Regions from separate parts of the Homo sapiens genome. Here region 2 is linked to region 1. A link is an interaction called in ENCODE POLR2A ChIA-PET data of the cell type or tissue named here. Cell type or tissue: Panc1. All regions are shown on one strand.

Evidence for each region. ChIA-PET counts read pairs that join two places held together with the same protein. Peaks named below come from ENCODE experiments on the same cell type or tissue, not always from the same donor. Only the 100,000 strongest peaks of a DNase experiment are listed, where the experiment ranks them.
Region 2: POLR2A ChIA-PET joins it to region 1 with 5 read pairs; 2 of 35 experiments call an interaction of 5 or more read pairs at or near these places.

The regions. Positions count from the first base shown.
Region 1 is chr7:9,487,477-9,489,976 of GRCh38, reverse strand. No RefSeq gene overlaps it. Among named protein-coding and RNA genes, the nearest start is that of NXPH1, 1.1 Mb to the right of the region's middle. In Panc1, no CTCF peak of the experiment used is centred here; a DNase peak (open chromatin) is centred at 1,227.
Region 2 is chr7:9,379,467-9,381,966 of GRCh38, reverse strand. No RefSeq gene overlaps it. Among named protein-coding and RNA genes, the nearest start is that of NXPH1, 950 kb to the right of the region's middle. In Panc1, no CTCF peak of the experiment used is centred here; no DNase peak of the experiment used is centred here.

The sequences.
Region 1 (2,500 bases):
CTTAAAAAACCCAACAGTCTCTGCCCAAAGGCTCCTAAAACTGTTAACCAATTTCAGTGCAGTTTCAGGATACAAAATCAATGTACAAATATCAGTAGCATTTCTGTACACCTATAATGTCCAAGTTGGGAGCCAAATCAAGAACAGAATCCCATTCACAATAGCCACAAAAAGAATTAAATATCCAGAAATACAGCTAACCAGGGAGGTGAAAGATCTCTACAATGAGAATTACAAAACACTGCTGAAAGAAATCAGAGATGACACAAACACATGGAAACACAATCCGTTTTAAGGGATAAGAAGAATCAACATTGTTAAAATGGTCATACTGTGCAAAGTAGTTTACACATTCAAGGCTGTTTCTATCAATCTACCAACATAAGTTTTCACAGAATTAGGAAAAAAACCTATTCTAAAATTCATGTGCAACCAAAAAAGAGCCCAAATAGCCAAAACAATACTGAGAAAAAAAATCACATACACACACATACACACACAAAAACAAAAGCTGGAGGCATCACACTACTTGAGTTCAATCTATATTACAATGCTACAGTACTATAGCATGGTGCTGGTACTGGTACTAAAGCAGATATATAGACTAATGGAACAGGTTAGAGAACCCACAAATAAAGCCACAAACCCACAAAAATCTGATCTCCAACAAAGTCTACAATAATAAACTATGAGAAAATGAATCTCTAATCAATAAATGGTGATGGGACTACTGGCTAGCCATAAGCAGAAGATTGAAACTGGACCCCTTCCTTACACCGTATACATAAATTGACTCAAATGAATTAAAGACTTAAGTGTAACACCTAACACTGTAAAAACCCTTGTAGAAAACCTAGGAAATGTCCTTTGGATGTAGGCTTTAACACATATTTTTTTATGAAGTCTCCCAAAGGCATTGCAACTAAAACAAAAATATACGAGTAGGACCTAATTAACCGACAGAGCTTCTGCACGACCAATGAAACTATCATCAACAAATATCATCAACAACTATCATCAACCTATAGAATGGGAGAAAATATTCAGAAATTATGCAACCAACAAAGTTCTAATATTCAAAATGTATAAGGAGTTTAAACAAATCAATAAGCAAAAAACAAATAACCTTGTTAAAAAGAGGGCAAAAGAAATGAACAGACATATCTCAAGGGAACACATAAAGTGGCCAAAAGACAGGAAAAAATGCTCATCATGACTCATCACTAGAAAAATGCAAATCAGCACCACAGTGGGATACCATCTAACATGAGTCATAATGGCTATTTATAAAAAGTCAAAAAAATAATATATGTTGGCCACATCTCAGAGAAAAGGGAACATGTATACAGTGTTTGTGAGAATGTATATCAGTTCAGCCACTGTGGAAAGCAGTTTGGAGATATCTCAAAGAACTTAAAACATAACTACCATTTGACCCTGCAATTCCATAGTTAGATATACACCCAAAGGAATATAAATTATTCTACCAAAAGACACATTCACTTCTATATTCATCAGAGCACTATTAATGATAGCAAAGACATGGAATCAACCTAGATGCCCATCAACTGTAGACTGAACAAAACAAATATGATATACACACACTAAGAAACATTGGAATATTATGCAACCATAAAAAGAATGAGATCCTGTCTTTTTCAGGAACATGAATGTAGCTGGAGACTATTTTCCTAAGCAAATGAATGCAAAAACAGAAATTCAAATACCACATGTTCTCACTTACAAGTGGGAGCTAAACATTGAGTACTAGATGGAGACAACAGACACCGAGGCCTACCTGAAGGTGGAGGATGGAGGAAAGTGAGGACTGAAAAGCTACCTATTGGGTACCATCTTCACTACCTGAGTGACGAAACCATTTGTATACCACACCCCAATGACATGCAACTTACCCATGTAACAAACCTGCTAATGGACCCTCTGAAGCTAAAATAAAATTTGAAAAAGAAAAGGAATTTCATTTTAAATTTAAGAATTAAATCAGGCATAAAAAGTAATAAAACCAGGAAATAGAAAAATTGTTCCTGTTAACTGAGTTGCATAAATCCTGAGTTTAAAAAACAATCTACCTACACTTGTAAAAACTCATTACAAAATGTATTTCTTTTTTACAAAATGTATTTCTTACACAATATATTCATCATAATTCACTCCGTGGTTTATTTTCAATATCCTCACTCTGAAATTCAGACTGTTGGAGTAACCATCATATTAAACATTCCAAGTGACCATCATAGAGGAAAAAAATCATTCTAGCCTCTTATGAATTAAGGATATCATTTTCGTTCATATCTGATCTTCCAGAAAAATCACTATGACCCTACCCAAATACAGTCAGACTCAGAAATAAAATCATACATCATGGCCTGGAAATGAAGGAGTGAAGTTATACCAAATTAAACTGACTGAGTTTTAGAAAGGAAGCCTTGAGTAAAATGTGTGTGCACAAACCACACACACACACGCACACACAAACACA
Region 2 (2,500 bases), 110 kb after region 1:
CTGGCCCAGAGTAGGTCCTATTAAAAAGATAAAAACAAAACAAAACAAAACAGATGCTGGCGAGGCTGCAGGGAAAATGGAATGCTTACACATCGGTAGTGGGAATGTAAATTAGGTCAGCCACTGTGGAGAGTAGTTTGGAGAGTTCTTAAAAAGCTAAAAATAGAACTATCCTTTTATCCAGCAATCCCTCTACTGGATATCTATCCAAAGGAAAAGAAGTTATTTTATCAAAAAGAAACCTGCATTTATATGTTTATCACAGCACTATTCACAATAGAAAGCTAATGTAATCAACCTAGGTGCCATCAGCATTGGACTGGATAAAGAAAATGTAATACATATACAGGATGCAACACTTCATAACCATAAAAAAAAGAATGAAATCGTGTTCTTTTGCAGCAACATGCATGAAGCTAGAGGCTAAAATCGTTAAGAATCGTTAAGTGCGTTAATGCAGTAGCAGAAAACCAAATACTGCAAGTTCTCACTTATAAGTAGGAGCTAATCTTTGAGTACACTTGGACGTAAAGATGGTAACAACAGACACGAGGAACTGTTAGAGAGGGGAGAGAGGTAAGGGAGAGTGCTGAAAAACTACCTATTGGGTACTATATACATTCATTACCTGGGTTAGACAATCATTTTTACCCTATACTTAAGTATCATACAATATACCCATGTAGCAAAGTGCATATGTGGTCCCTGAACATAAAATAAAAATTGAAATTATTTTAAAAATTATAAATTTTGAAGGTGAAGAATACCACAATTACCCTGAGTTGATCCTTAGACATTCTGTGCATGTCACAAACACTCATATGTACCCAACAAATCTGTAAAATAACGTGTATTAATAAAAGAAAAATTGTAAATCGGAAAATAAAAGCACCAAGAATAGAGAGGATAATCTTGCAGAAGAAACTTGAAAGTCTTATACACTCAGATATGAAGACCTACTGTCAAAAAGATTAAAGCAATATGTTATTGGAATGAGAAGAGTTAAATGGGAAAAAACAGAAAGAATGACTCTTTTGGTAAATCATGATGCAAAAGTAGAATATTTGAATACGAAAAAAGAAGCTCACATCTAACAAATAACACCATACCTAAAAGTCAATTTTAGAGAGATTTCAAACTTAAATCTGAATGGTAAAGCAATGAAGATCAGAGAAGAAAACAGATAGAATATCTTTATGACCCTATAGCAGGCAAAATATTTTTAAACATGTCTAAAATTGCACTCACCATAAAAATAAAATAATTATTAATATAAACAGGATTGCAATAAAATCAAGAATTTATGTTCAATAACATTAAGCGAGTGATATGAAAAACACCTATGTATGTGTGTGTTTTATACATATATGTGTATAAAAATCTCCCAAAGAACACTTATCCACAATAAAAAGAATATGTATAATTTAAAAACAAAAAGGCAATCCAACTGATAAAATGTGCATGTGCAATAGGGAAGAATAAGACCTAAACAGGCATTTTACCAAAGAACTGATGGTCGAGTAGTATTTAGAAAGTGGCAACCTAGTTAATCATCATCAATTATAAACAAATTAAGTCCATAGCACGATAGACTTATATACCATCAGATGAGAGAATGGTCAAAATAAAAATGACAGACATTACTAAGGTCTATATTTTACAATTCATCATTTTTTTCTCTTTATCATATTATTTTTCTGAATTCTCAAGGTTTATCTTTGGTTCTGTAAGTACTCATATTTTACATTTAATTTAATAATTGTTAGTGTTCTTACTTTTCAAATATTAGCACTTAAGAGTACTTCTCACTAAAGGTTCTAATTTAACTTAATTTCCAATAGTTTCGTATGTATTATTTTAACCTGCTTTGTTTCATATTAAAATTGCTACTCAATATTTTTTCTTCTTCTTATCCTTTTACCTGTGAGTTATTTAAATGTTTGCTGTTTAATGTTTCAAGTTGAGAGTATCTGAATTACTCGTTTTGAAAATGTTTGTTATTTTTTCCAATTTAACTTACATCAGAAACAAAGGTATATATAATACACAGCCTATGATATAAATGTTCATAAATGTTCCACACGCTTGAAAATAACCTAAATTTTATAATTTTTGATGTAACTTTCTATATAAGATACTTTAAGTCAATCATATTCATTTTGCCATTTAAATCTATATCCTTATTAATATTCTCCCTATTTTAACAGATAATTGCTGGAGGAGGTATGTCTAATTCATTTCATTGTGACATTGTGATTGCTAATTTCTCTGCTTCTTCTTGAAGTATAATCATTTTGATTTATACATTTTGAGATACTTTGTGTGTATATATTTAGAATTACTGTAACTTCTTTAAGAACTTAAAACTTTTACTATGATGTTTTTATCCCTTATATTTGCTTTATACCTTAAAATCAGTTTTAAATCCCATTCTATATATAATATGATATACTATATATGTTATATATCCCTTTATTAACTAACTTAGTCATTGTAAATA